Regions from separate parts of the Homo sapiens genome. Here regions 1, 2, 3 and 5 are each linked to region 4. The links are chromatin contacts, found by Hi-C or POLR2A ChIA-PET in ENCODE. All regions are on one chromosome and are shown on one strand. Each heading gives the region's core, a stretch centred on a gene start or an enhancer-like site at or near the end of the contact. The rest is flanking DNA. Distances are from core to core; before and after follow the strand shown.

What was found. Hi-C counts contacts between places; a loop is a spot of excess contacts on that map. ChIA-PET counts read pairs that join two places held with the same protein, here RNA polymerase II (POLR2A). Pooled maps may share reads with other maps.
Region 1: a loop to region 4 is called in a map of naive thymus-derived CD4-positive, alpha-beta T cell, with 18 times the contacts of the local background. The contact joins the promoter of CYSLTR1 here to the promoter of RLIM in region 4. A Hi-C loop is called at or near these places in 1 of 168 maps with a recorded cell type or tissue (naive thymus-derived CD4-positive, alpha-beta T cell) and 6 of 50 pooled maps. POLR2A ChIA-PET finds 5 or more read pairs at or near these places in 2 of 52 experiments (T-cell and naive thymus-derived CD4-positive, alpha-beta T cell).
Region 2: a pooled map shows a loop between it and region 4 (25-fold over the local background). The contact joins the promoter of OGT here to the promoter of RLIM in region 4. A Hi-C loop is called at or near these places in 10 of 50 pooled maps.
Region 3: a loop to region 4 is called in a pooled map, with 15 times the contacts of the local background. The contact joins the promoter of IL2RG here to the promoter of RLIM in region 4. A Hi-C loop is called at or near these places in 5 of 50 pooled maps.
Region 5: a pooled map shows a loop between it and region 4 (30-fold over the local background). The contact joins the promoter of TAF1 here to the promoter of RLIM in region 4. A Hi-C loop is called at or near these places in 1 of 37 single-sample maps with no recorded cell type and 6 of 50 pooled maps. POLR2A ChIA-PET finds 5 or more read pairs at or near these places in 1 of 52 experiments (CD4-positive, alpha-beta memory T cell).

What each region holds. Positions count from the first base shown.
Region 1 is chrX:78,326,335-78,329,034 of GRCh38, forward strand. It overlaps CYSLTR1 (cysteinyl leukotriene receptor 1), which reads right to left and starts at 1,277. Exons shown (of 3, transcript NM_006639.4): 1 at 971-1,277. RefSeq lists an enhancer at 1,449-1,498.
Region 2 is chrX:71,531,760-71,534,459 of GRCh38, forward strand. OGT (O-linked N-acetylglucosamine (GlcNAc) transferase) reads left to right here and starts at 1,345. Exons shown (of 22, transcript NM_181672.3): 1 at 1,345-1,577. The coding sequence starts at 1,541. RefSeq lists enhancers at 396-1,595, 1,096-1,435, 1,261-1,919.
Region 3 is chrX:71,110,327-71,113,026 of GRCh38, forward strand. It overlaps IL2RG (interleukin 2 receptor subunit gamma), which reads right to left and starts at 1,251. Exons shown (of 8, transcript NM_000206.3): 1 at 1,099-1,251; 2 at 571-724; 3 at 178-362. The coding sequence starts at 1,213. RefSeq lists enhancers at 712-1,911, 1,014-1,403.
Region 4 is chrX:74,613,278-74,615,977 of GRCh38, forward strand. It overlaps RLIM (ring finger protein, LIM domain interacting), which reads right to left and starts at 1,347. Exons shown (of 4, transcript NM_016120.4): 1 at 1,145-1,347. RefSeq lists an enhancer at 952-1,271.
Region 5 is chrX:71,364,987-71,367,686 of GRCh38, forward strand. It overlaps TAF1 (TATA-box binding protein associated factor 1), which reads left to right and starts at 1,371. Exons shown (of 38, transcript NM_004606.5): 1 at 1,371-1,508; 2 at 2,513-2,627. The coding sequence starts at 1,389. RefSeq lists enhancers at 135-704, 873-922, 1,413-1,462, 1,981-2,676 and a silencer at 1,063-1,252.

The sequences.
Region 1 (2,700 bases), core at 27-2,526, 3.7 Mb after region 4:
TGCATTGTAAAAATATAAATATTTTTGTTTTTAAAACAGTGTACAATCTAGTCCAGATTTAGTTACAATTTCTTTTAAAATAATCATTTGTTAGACATATGGTATCATAGTTTCTCTCTAGGTTTCAAAATAATCAGAATACTGGAAAGCAGAACCACTGAATTCAGTAGGTGGAACTTACAAACCCATTTGTTTCCTCTTGAAAACAGCCTTTTTTGTCGCTAAGTAGAAAAATGTTCCTGGCTAAAGATTTTATTAAAATGTATGAATCTTTGGCTCTGTGTAAACTTAGTCTACACCAGATGTGTCTGAGTTACTAAATAGATCATGCAATTTTCTTCTATTCATTTATAGTTGAGAGAGCTTTATTTTTACAGTCTCTGGCCAGAACTGGCCATTTTCTAGTTGTACGGTGTGTTTCAAGAAAATTTTTTAGCCTCTCTGAGTCAATTTTCTCATTCATAAACATGGACAGTAACACCTACCTTGTCTAAATTATAGGATGTTGAAAGGTTCAGGTGGGATAACAAATGTGAAACTACCTTGTGAAAATTTTACTCTCCACTGGTTTACCTTCAGTAATTACTACATATTTATTTTCCATATTGAAGGAAAATGTCACTACATTAGAGAAACTCCACTGAACCCTCAAAATGGGGATTTGAAAATGTATCTTACATTTCTGGCTTAAATTACAAAGGCACAGGAGGTTTGCGGAGTGTGTCTCCTCTGTATTTTGCCACGTTGAGCCCTAGCAGAAGCACTGAGCAATATTTGTTGACAGACTGATCATATTATCAGATTTCTGGCTAAGAAATAAAGCAGAAAGAATTCATACTAGCACCCAAACTTAAAGCAGGCAAGGCAGATAACTTATCCCCAAACTCCTGGGAATTTGCTAAAATTTACCATCAGCAACATTTTACTACATACTGTTCTGGTCTTAGTACTGAATACTGAGTCTCCTTACCTGCTAACTTCAAGGTCCACAGTTTACTGTCCTTTTGCGTTTGTTCTCAGAAGCAAGCTCCAAGTCTTCAGTAAATTCGATCTACCAGTCCTTGCAATTAATCCTTGTTGGCGAGCTGCACAGTATCTTGATACCCTGTAGGGTCGTAAAAGCACAGTCCATTCACAGAGTGCCTGCTCTATAGGCAAGCTTCTTTGCAAAGATGGGTTGCTGCTATTTTTAAGAGGGGAGAGAGCAGGGCACATTTGCTAGCCAATATATACAGATATACAGATTCTTCTTCCTCTTTCAGATTAGCCTTCAAACTGTTAAAGCACTCCCGGAGTCTGACTTCTCTGGTGCAAAGTGGGGGAGGGGAAGGGTCAAAGAGGAAGGAAGAATAGAAACTGGAGACTTGCAGGTTGCGTGTATGTATAAATAAACTTTTCTTCCTAGCTTCAGGAATAGAATTCTCAGGAAATTATTCAGCTGCTCTAAGATGGGAAGCAGGGACGAGTGTTCTCTCTTCAGCTTAGTTCTCTGTGATTTCTGTGACTGTGAGGTCATTAGACTATTTGTAGGTGGGGAAAGATAATCCTGCCAGTATATGCTAATATAACTGGCATTATGTGAAACTTGATCTTAAGTAACATAAATTTCATCTCTCCGTTTCTCTCTCTCTCTCCTTAATGACACTTGTGGCTCTATCCACATTCTAAAAAGCCTTTTCCTTTCTGGTTCCTTTTTGAGCTTTGTTTCCTGAAATCTTCATAACAATAAATTGCCTCCATTGGATTAAAACTGTTGTTTTCTTTTTTTGTCCCACTGAAGATGATCTGGAATGACTGGGCTTGCTGTCAATGGTCCTGTGTTGGAAATTTGGGGGATCAGGCAAGTGTTCTTGGCCTTTGGCTAGGCTCTGAGGTGTTAGAGCTGTGGGGTGCTCAATATGGCTTCTGGAGAAAAGGGACATAGCAGTCTGGTATGTGCTGATTGAAGCCTGGGGCAGCACTTTGATGTTAAAAACCAAATTGGTAAGATCATGATGTGAATTTGTTACATCAATTATCTTGAGTTATATTAAGAAGATTCTATATGGAGATGGGCATAAATATGTTGATGTTAACACTTTGTAAACATGCCCCATAACTAACAACTAGTTTTAGGTACTTGTAAAATATGAGCCCAGCAGTAGCCTTCTGGCTTGCTACCTGCTGTAGGAACAAAGTCATTTACTCAAATTTTGTATCTTTAGGTACAAGAATTACCTCACAACCAACCTGGGACAATCGCTTTAAGGCCCTTGAATCTTTATCTCTTTTCACAGAGTTCTGGATTGTGGTGGTGATGGTGATAGTTGGAGGAAAAGGCTATCCAACCACATTTGAAGGGATGTTAACATTTGGATTCAAGACTAGACTTTCTAATCCTCTCCTAGGGAGTTTTAGTAACTAAACTGACATTCAAACTAGTATTTCTTCAACTGAGTTTGGATCCCCAAATATCTACAGGAAAATTTATAAGTGAGACACAGAGTGAATTATCACTTTTCCTCCAGTCTGAAATGTTACAGCCATTTTGAGCTACAGTGGAAGGGCAATTCATACTCAGGAAATGAAGAAAAGAGAAAGGAGCTAGATCCTTTGTGGGGATAAGAGAGATCAGATTGTTACTGTGTCTATGTAGAAAAGGAAGACACAAGAAATTCCATTTTGATCTGTACCAGGAAAAATTGTTTCTGCTTTGATACC
Region 2 (2,700 bases), core at 95-2,594, 3.1 Mb before region 4:
TTTTTGTCTTTTTCACTGCATGATGTGACTCTTGATTATGGGATGGAAGAAATTAGCATTATGAATTTTCTCTGTGCCATTTCCATAATTAATTGTTTGTTGACTGTTTTGAAGAAATTTAAGCAGAATTTGAGGACTTAGTTTTAAAAAATGTAGTGAAGGGGCTAGGTAGCAAAAACTTTTTGAAGAAATTCATTGACCTGCTTTCTTAGATCAAGGACTTTTTGAAATAAAAAGGCTCTCAGAGATCCAACTTGTAGCCTCCAGTGGCTTGTAATACTTTCTTGCTGATGTGGCAAGCTACCTTAAGTCGTTTCTAGAACAAGAGGTGAAGTATAAATACCAATGTGACAAAATGTCTGAACAGTAGACTTGAAACTGCAGGAAGATCGTAAGAACCGATTTGTTCAAGGAAGTAGAGGCAATTCATGACTCAATCTAGACGTGTGGTTTAGGCAGATGGCAAGTGAATTCATTTATCATTGTTGATCTGCTTTGAGCTCAGTGGAATCGCCGACTGTGACAATGTGCAGAGCTAGCTGGTGGAAATGAAGTCACAACTCGAGGAGAGTCATGGATTTTGACGAACGTGAATCACCTTTAACATTTTTATGGCTGCCTTCGGAGTGCAAACGCCCAGCATGTCCCTGAGTTATTAAACATTTGCCCTATCACCGTGGGCAGGAGTATTCTGAATACCAAAACGATTTTGAAATTTCAGGCTATACGGCCAACATTGAAGGTGTCTGCATTCAACTGGCCCTGTGAAAGCTTCAGTCTTTTTCATCGAAGTGCTGAAATCGATGGCCGAGTCACAATGAAGACGGGCTCAAATCGGAACCCTCTCGCTCCTCGTTTTGAGCAGCTGTCTTTGAGAGGCAATCTTCTGAATTGACTGGCTCAGAATTGATCCGTGAGAGTCGTAACCATCCGTTTTTGTACGAATACAGTTGATAAACTTTTTTAGACGCCTTTGGCATTTATGTTTAAAACGACACCACCTGCTAAGTAACAAACACTCTTCTTAATCGCGGTGGCAAAAACGTATCCGTCCCGTGTGTGTTTGTTTTTACCCTTCCGCTACACTCTTAAGAAACTTGGCCGCTTCCGCCCCAGAGAGTGCCCTAACCACGAGTCGGGTTGACAGGGCTGCTCGCATGCGCGGTCTCCACCGTGGTGTTTGTCGCAATGGGCGCTGCGCGGAGGACTACATGGAATCTCGACTTTGCAGCTTGAAGTCATTTTGTTGGCGGCGCTGGTTACCGGCTACCTCCGCGCGGGCACTTGATTGTAACAGAAAGTAGTTCCGGCCCATGTTGTTTCGGCCGAGGAGCCGTCGCCGCCATTTCAAGACCGTACTAGGTAGATGGTCAATTAGAGTTCCCAGGGTTTGAAGCCTGTAACTGCTGCCGCCGCTCAAGCCCTCCAGAGCATTGCTACGGCTGCTGCCCTTGTACTACTACCTCCAAATACGTTCTTGCTGGTAGTGGCGGCAGCAGGACCAATTACCTCTTTTTTGCTCTCCCTCGAGAAGCTCCAGATGGCGTCTTCCGTGGGCAACGTGGCCGACAGCACAGGTACCGGTGTCCCGTTCTACCTTGGCAGATGCCCCCTTGGGGTCTCGCGCCGTCCTCTACCTTGTATCACTCCTTCCCTCCCTTCCCTCGAACCATCCCCATTACATCAGTGACATTGCTAAGCTTTTCGTGGTCTACTGGCATCTGATCACATCGGGTTTTCCGCTGTTGTCCGCTTCCCGAACATTTCCTCCTCCTCCCTTGCTTGCTTTTTGCTGCCTTTCTTGCTTTGTTTTTATTTCGTAAATGTTCTAGCATTCCACTCTCTCCAGGCGCTTTTATCACACGTGCGCGCTTAGAATGTCGTGGAATGGACTGCATTGGAATCCCTGCCCTTTCACTCCTTTGCAGCGGTTTTCTCCCCTAATTCCAGCTCATCGCCTCTCCTTTTTCCCCTCCATCTCCTCCTTCATCTCCCCCCCCAGTCTTTTCCCCTTAGCCAGATTTGGTCCTTCTCTGCCAATCTAGGGCGGGGGTGCCGTTCCGATGTAATCATATCCTCACTTTGCATCACCCGAGGACGATCAAAAGCTCGTCGATGGTGCCACAAGTCACCTCGAGAAGAGGGGACATTGAGCAGCACCCTGCTAGGCAGTGCCTTTCTGGTGTTCTTTCGGTTGAGCGGTCCCGGTTTAGATTGGAAATTTCCAGGGGTTTCCTTTGCCATCGCCCAATTCCACCGCTGCCCTCAGCCTGGATTTCCCACCCTGTCCGCGGGGAACCACACCCTTCCCTTCGCGAGGTTGCCAGCCCTGTTCACTTCCTATCCTTGGGGGAGAAACCACCCCGATGCTGCTGCTTTGGCGTTGACCACCCTGCCCGCCCAATTCTCGCTTTGTGTTACTTTCTCGATGTATTCCTCCGCCGCCGCCTCTGGGTCTGCCATCCCCATTCTTCAGCCCAGTATCTCTTTATTCACAGGGTGTAATATTCTTTTAAGTTTCCATCCCTGCTTGAAGAGTTTGTAAAGCAACTGGAGTGTAGCTGCACAAGTACAAGGCGGTTGCCCTTTTAGACACTTCAGTCGCGAGCATTTGGTACTGAAAATACGAAAACAACCAAATTGTAGGAGTGTCCTTCAGCTGCCTTTCCATATTGAGGCGATTTGGGCGGAAGGGGGTGG
Region 3 (2,700 bases), core at 1-2,500, 3.5 Mb before region 4:
CCTGGCCTAGACAAGTCAGGATCCTGAAGGTAGTGCCCCTAATACCTCCTCCCTTCCCATCATGATCCCCTACCTCCTCTTTTCTGCCCATGTACCCTTATGATAAAAGAACACTACTCTGTAGACTCCAATGTCCCACAGTATCCCTGGTCTCTTGACCCTTTCTTTCCAAATTACCCAGATTCTGCAGTTTTAGCATCTGTGTGGCCTGTCTCCTGGGTTCCCGTGGGTCCTGGAGCTGAACAACAAATGTTTGGTAGAGGTGGATCTCCTTTTTTTGCAACTGACAGCCAGAAGTGATTTCTTCAGAGAATAGATAGTGGCTGCACTTCTGGACTTTATCATTATCCGAGTTCTTGTACCTAGAGGAGAAAGGTTGGAAGGAAGAGGAACAGTGGGGCCAATCTGGGTACTGCAGATATCCAGAGCCTAGCCTCATCTCCCCTCAACCGACTTATGACTTACCCCAGGAGAAAACAGTGGGGTACCTGGGAGACTTGCTACCCTCTCTCTTGGTCTCTGATCCAACCCACCTCTTCTTCATCCCCTCCCCCTCGTCCCTTCTCATACCAATAATGCAGAGTGAGGTTGGTAGGCTGGGGCTCAGAGCTGCTGTTCCAAGTGCAATTCATGTACTCGACATTGAACACAAAACACTGAACCTCTGGGAGGGGCAGAGTGGAAACACTGAGGGAGTCAGTGGGCATAGTGGTCAGGAAGAAATCTAGATTGGGGAGAAAATGAAGGCAGGGAGGGAAAGAGAAATGATGGTCAGAAGGAGGAGGCCAAGCACGGTGGCTCATGTCTGTAATCCTGGTGCTTTGAAAGGCTGAGGCAGGAGGATCACTAGAGGCCAGGAGTTTGAGACCAGCCTAGGCAACATAGTGAGACCCTGCCTCAAAAGAAAGAAAGAAACAAACAAACAAGAAAGAAAGAAGAAGTAGCGTGAGGCAGGGAACCCTCCCCCTTGCCCTTCCCACTCCACTTTTCAATTCTGCCCACATGATTGTAATGGCCAGTGGCAGGCACCAGATCTCTGTACGGCCCCTTCCCACAGCCACCCTTCTCACCAGCCCCCTCCAGTCCCAGATTTCCCACCAGCTGTGGTGTCTTCATTCCCATTGGGCGTCAGAATTGTCGTGTTCAGCCCCACTCCCAGCAGGGGCAGCTGCAGGAATAAGAGGGATGTGAATGGTAATGATGGCTTCAACATGGCGCTTGCTCTTCATTCCCTGGGTGTAGTCTGTCTGTGTCAGGAACCTGGGTCCCTCACCCACTACCCCTCCCCACCCACACGTTTCCTCTGTCATAGCTTCCGGTGGAAAGAACCTTATAAACCAGGGCTTTACAGAGGGTGTGGCAAATATGTGCTGTGTGACACGGGCTAAGTCCTCTAGGAGATTAGGTGCTGCTGTAAGGTGGTAAACAGAAACTAAAGCTGGATATACAATAGTGTCACAGACTCAAAAATCCTCAGCCCACCTAGATCCTGGGAAGGATCTGTTCACTACCACTAGCACCATTCTCAACCACCTTCTCCTCTAAATCATTACCTTCTATAATGGAAGTTCTGAACCCCCACCCCCGACATCACCGTTCTATGCCATGCCTCTTCCTTGACTTGGTCACCCTTAAATCTCTGTCAAAGCTCTACTGTTTTGGGAGGATGGAAAATACCGTCTTGGCTCCTGTGGGCACATATACAGCTGTCTTTCCTCTGATCTAATCCAAACCAGAATACCCACCCTTAGCTGCTGCCTGAGCTGGGTCCCTGTTGAGACTGGCGAGGAAGTGTGACTTATAATACAAAAATATTCTAGAAATGGAGGAACAACAATACTAGCTTCAAGCTTCCCATCTTCCCCCAACTCTGCTTCTCTTCCTGCCTTCCCCACCTCAGTCAATGGTATCGTCACCCTCTCAGTCACCCAGACTTGAAACCTCAGAATCAGCTTCAATTTCTCCCCCTCTCTCACCCAGAGAATATAACCCACTCTGCTTCTGTGGTGTTTCTCCCAACGGTTTCCTCCTTTCCATTACCACAGCCACTCTGCTAAATCAGTCTTTCATTAGCTCTAGTCATGATTCTATCTAGACTCCATCAACTGGCCTCCCTTTCTAAAGGCCCTCTGCTCTCTAATCCATTCTTCATCCTGTTGCCAGTTTTACCTTCCCCGAAAACACAGAGGTGATTGGAGAAGCCACTTACAGAAACTATTTATTCAGCAAACATTTATTACGTTTTTAATATGTGCCAGGCACTGTGCTTATGTTCTGGAAATAGACCAACAAGACATCCTCATATTTCTAGACACTCACAGAAAAGTGGGGAAGACATAAACAAGTAATACAACATAGTGTAACAAGTCCTATAGCATAAATGTAGAGATACTACAAAGTATGTGAGCACAGAAGAGGAAGTAACTAAATTTACCAAGATGGAGAGGGGGATAGTTTAGTGAAGGCTGTGCTGAAGAGGTGCTATTTCAGTGGCATCTTAAAGAATGAGTGTAATTTTACCAGACAGAAAGTGGTGTAGGATATTAAGCAAAGAAAAACAGCACTTGCCTGGGAGTCTCAGGAAAACTGGACTATATGGCCCAGCTTAGTATTTAGTATGTATCTTTAGTATGTATTAGTTTGCTAGGGCTGCCATAAGTTATCCCCAAACTGAGTGGCTTAAACCAACAGAAATTTATT
Region 4 (2,700 bases), core at 97-2,596:
CTGCGGTTAATTCTGATTCAGGAAATGCGGGCTCCTTACTTCTGGCAAAAAATCATTGTGGGGTCTTGCAAATGGAAGATGACAATCTGATACAACTGCTTCCTCTTGCCCCAAAATGAAAAAAAAAATGACCTCAATAACAAGACTGCTAGGCCTCAGATTCCCAGACTAACCTGTGGAATAAGTATGGTGAAACTGTCTAGGGAAGGAACGTGGCTGTCTCCTCCATCTTGAAATTAATCAGCATAAGGGAAAAAGGGACCGAGTATTCAGGAAGCAGAAGCCCAACCGGTTAATACTAGTTACTAAGCTATGGCATGCGTGGCAGGTACCGTCTGCAGAAGCAGAGACCCCCCTAGGCTTTTTTTTTTTTTTTTAATGGGGGAGGGATTGAGTTGTTGGTGGATTAAACACAAATTAACTTGAAAATTTGGCCCAATTCCATCCCTTATCCAGGAGAACACAACAAACACCTAACGGCTTTTCCCTCTCTTTTGCGGGGGGATCCTTCCAGTGATACCTGGCAAAGGATATGCCAGGGTTATTCGAGCAAGGGAGTAAACCACATTTGCCTCAGATCCTCAGGGAAGATGTCATCGCGGCCCCAGGGGGCGCCTAATTGGTAATACCCTGCAGAAGGGCTCAAAATGAGGTTTTGGAAATCTAAAGGCCCAAGAGTTGCCAGCATCTCACTTGGGGCAGCCTGATTTTTTACTTCCCTTTTCCCAAACCCAAGCCCGCCATGGAAAACGCGGGGAGGTCAGGGAAGCCTCCAGAGAACAGAGAAGAAAAAGCCTGAGACGTTCTAAGATTCTGACGCCTGAGGCCAAAACTCAAAAACTGCCTCCCCCGATTTCCTAAGGCTCCGGAGGGCCTGGGCTGCAGCTCGCGCGGCCACCGAGAGGAAGTACTACCCACCTCCTTCCCCTTCAAAGAGCCTGTCGACTATACCACTCAACTAAAATGGCAGCGGCGACTACGCCACGGAGCCCCCCGCAGCAACGGGCCTGGGGTCCGGAGGCGGCGCTGAGCCTCTGCCACGACGCGTCACTCGGGCCATTTTGAGAGAACGCGGCAGCCGCGGCTCCGCTGTCTTCCTCTCGCTCTACATCATTTCTCACAGGATTCCCAAGTCTTCACTTACTAGGTTTTAGGGTCAGGATCCGACTCGGTTGGTTCGGCCGCCGCCGCCGAGGCTGCTCCGCACCTCCCTGGCCGCCGCTCTCAAGCCCGCCTCCAATGAGTAGCTGGTTGAGACCCGCCTCTAGCCCAGCGCCTGCTCGGAGACGTTGCTCAGGCAGCCATTATCTTCCCCATTGTTACCAAGCAGCGACAGGAAACGACTGCCCACAACAGGAAGTGATGATGCCGCGTCCCGGCACCGCAGCCCCACTCCCAGCCTATTAGCCAATCCCAGTCGATTCCTCGAAAAGGCTCCGCGGGAGGAGGAGGGGGACGGCAGACGACGCGGCAAGGCGGGCGGCGGTTTGGAAAAGGAAAGCTGTTATGACGCCCACCATGTGACAGGCCCCACCCTCCTCCGCCATTTTGAATTGTGGCGAGAAATTTGCGTTCTGAGAATTGTGGGAACCTTCGCTTTCCCATTTTGAAAACTGAAGGACGTCACGGTCTGACTGCTTGAAGACATTTTCAGAGAGAGAGAAATGTGATATTAGTCTACCCTGACATCACATCAGTTCACACAATCCGTGCAGACCAGTTCAAAAAGTAGCCTGCGTTTTATTCAACATGTATTTACACAGTGCCAACTGCATGTCAAGCACCATTGTAGCTGCTTAGGAAATTAAAATAGACCAAAATTAAGAAAGAAAACAGGCCACGTTCGGTGGCTCACGCCTGTAATCCCAGCACTTTGGGAAGCCGAAGCGGGCGGATCACCTGAGGTCAGGAGTTCGAGACCAGCCTGGCCAACATGGTGAAACCCAGTCTCTACTAAAAATACGAAAATTAGCCGGGCGTGGTGGCGGGCGCCTGTAATCTCTGCTAATCGGGAGGCTGAGGCAGGAGAATAGCTGAACCCAGGAGGCGAAGATTGCAGTGAGCCGGGATCTCGCCACTGCACTCTAGCCTGGGTGACAGAGCAAGGCTGTGTCTCAAAAAAAAAAAAAAAAAAAAAAAGAAAACAGATCAAAATCCCAGTTCTCTTGAGTCTTTATAGGGGCCAGGGACAATAATTTAGAAAAAATCAAACATAAATACATATCATGTTAGTGATAAATGCCAAGGAGAAAAATCAAGGAAGGGGGACAGAAGAGTTCCTTGTAGGGACAAACGGATTCGTGATGTTTAAAAGACTGATAACTTTGAGGCATTAACTCTAAAGTATTCGAAAAAGGGCGGTGATTGTAAAAGGGTGGGAAAATCTGATAACGTTGGGATTTGTAAAAGGGCAGTTAAAGAAGGCCTTTCTTAGGTAGTAATGCCTGAAAGAATTGAGGGAACTCGCCACACAGCATGCCACTCCCATTGTCACAGTTAAAGGAAAACCTTACCCAAGTTTTTAGATTCTTTTCCTTTTCCCAATTTTTCTGTTTTCCAATAGCATGCCAGCTATGCTGGCTTTGTTACGGTTTTTCCAACAAAGCTAACTTCTTCCTACTTCAACTACTTTACCTTTGCTGGAATATTTTACTTTCATATCTTTGCTTTCATCATCCAAGCCTCGCAATTATTAACTTC
Region 5 (2,700 bases), core at 121-2,620, 3.2 Mb before region 4:
AAAGGAAGATGACCAAATACAATGCATGAAACGTGAATGGATCCTAGTATTGGAAAAAAGGGAGAATGAGGAAGAGTGCTATGATGTGGTAAAGAAATTATTTCAGTCTATATTATCATAATATGTGAAAAAAGCAAGGTGAAAGCCGGGGTGTTGGCTCATGGCTGCAATCCCAGCACTTTGGGAGGCTGAAACGGGCAGATTGCTTGAGCCCAGGAGTCTGAGACCAGCCTGTGCAACATGACGAAACCCCGTAAAATGTTCCAACTAGGACAACTGGGGAAATTTAAGTGCGGACTCTTCCTTAAATAATATTGACTTACTTCCTAAAGTTGTGATAAAGGTACTTTGGTTCCATAGTTAAGATGCTTATTTTTAGGAGTGAAGAACAAGATGCCCATAAATGGTTTAGAAAAACAAAAATCCTAGCAAAATGTTAACCATTGTGAGTCTAGGTGAGGGGTCAGCTGTTCATTTTACTAAACTTTCACATTTTCCGAAATAAAACGTTGGGGGAACAAGTATTTTTTTTGAGGCGGGCTGGAGTGCAGTGGCCCGATCACAGGTCACTGCAGACTCCAACTCCTGGCTCCCACCTCAGACCCCCCAACAGCTGGGACTACAGGCACTGGCCACCACATCTGGCTAATTTTTTTGATTTTGTGTATGGATGGAGTCTCGCTTTCTTGTCCAGGCTGGCCTCATACTCGTGGGCTCAAGCGATCCTCCCACCTCGGCCTCTCAAAGTGCTGGAATTACAGGCGTAAGCCACCGCGTCCGGTCAAAAAATCAATTTCTAGGGAAAAATGTCAACTCAAAACAAGTAACCTGCATAGCTCGGGAATGCCTGTATAATTTACGTCAAGTCTCTCCTTGGGACGGACCGGTGAAATTGCACGCAGCACAAAGACCGGCTCTTACCCTTACTTCCGGGTATTGTGGTACAGGAACCCGAGGTTGCCTGCGCGTAAGCCACGTGACTCGAGCAGCTCCTTCTGATTGGAGGAAGAGCCACTGCTCTAATTCGGTGCCGTGAGAAAGCTCGCGCGCGGAGCAGTGGGAGCGGGCGGGACTGAATATTTTCTTTGACCAACCGCTTTCCACATATCCATCCTCCTGATCCCGTAGCGTCGAATCAAAAGCCGTTAGTAAAGTAGTTACTTCTTTCTCTTAGGATAGCCGGTCTTTCCGGGTTTTCCCCCCCTTCCCCCTCCCCTCTCCCCACTTCCCCCTCCCTTTCCCCTCTGTTTTGAGCTTCCGGTAGAGGCTGGTAGGGTAAGGGAGCTCAGTAAGTCACTTCTGGGCGACTGTTGTTTTATTTCCGGTCTATGGGACCCGGCTGCGATTTGCTGCTGCGGACAGCAGCTACCATCACTGCTGCCGCCATCATGTCAGACACGGACAGCGACGAAGATTCCGCTGGAGGCGGCCCATTTTCTTTAGCGGGTTTCCTTTTCGGCAACATCAATGGAGCCGGGCAGCTGGAGGGGGAAAGCGTCTTGGATGATGTGAGGGGGTGGGCGTGGGGGTAGGGCTCGGGGGGTGGGGCTAAGCAGAGGAAGGAGGTGCGGGGAGGAAAGGAGAGGGTGCTCAGGCAGCGAGAACAGGGCGCAGCTAACGCCGGGGAGGAGGATCCCGTCCTCATGGGTGCGGGAGCAACGTGGCGTGGGAGTGATCGTTCTGGGGGAGAGTGGGCAGAAGAGAGCGCGAGGCGAGCCCGGGGCCAGGGGCGCAGGGAATAGTGGCTTTGGAGCTAGCGCTCTGCCGACCAGACAGTAGGACACATGCTGGTTTCGCCTACTGAGATGGCTTCCCACCCGTAACCTGCTTGGAGATTCTTGACACTGCCTGCCCCTCTGACATCGCTGCCCTGAGATGGCTCTATAGAGCCAGAGGACTGGACAGGACCTGCCTCCCGCTCGTTTGGTTCCGGCCTCAGGCTTAGGACAATGGGGTGTTCCTAGCACCCGAGCGGGCCTCCTGGTCACAGTGCGCCTTTTAGGTGGCTCTCCCAGCGTCTTCACTGACTTTCGTGAAATAGTGTCCTGCGCCCTAGTGAAACTACCCTGCCTTCACTTAGGCCCGTTTTCTTGAGGAGTGAAGCTGTCGGCCGCTGTGGCCCCTCCTGTGCCGCAGGCGCATGCGAAACAGGGACCGAACGAGCCCCGCCTCGACGCCTCCAATCCCACTGATCCCCCTGCCTCGGCCCTCGTTCCGAGAACGACCGTTCCATTCATTCAGTCTTGGCAGTAGTTATTTGATTCGTCTTCTCTTGTAGTATACTTTAAAGTGTGGGCGATGCAGTTGGCTGTGGTGCTTTAATAAAGATCTGATCGATGCGGAGTTTGGTAGATGTATATTACAGTTCTCGAACGTGTTGCTTGTTTTGGCACACTGCACAGTCATTTTTCATGTGGATTTGTGACTTTGTCGTGGACCAGGGAAATAAGTCCTGTGGTGTGGGAGTCGTAGGTTTAGTTGTTATCTTCGACTCGTGCTGTCCCTTTTTCAGGAATGTAAGAAGCACTTGGCAGGCTTGGGGGCTTTGGGGCTGGGCAGCCTGATCACTGAACTCACGGCAAATGAAGAATTGACCGGGACTGACGGTGCCTTGGTAAATGATGAAGGTGAAGTCTGGGTTGTGGGGAGTAGGCGGGGGAGGAGGCTAGCCACCTACTATGTATGTACTTTTTTGTGTGT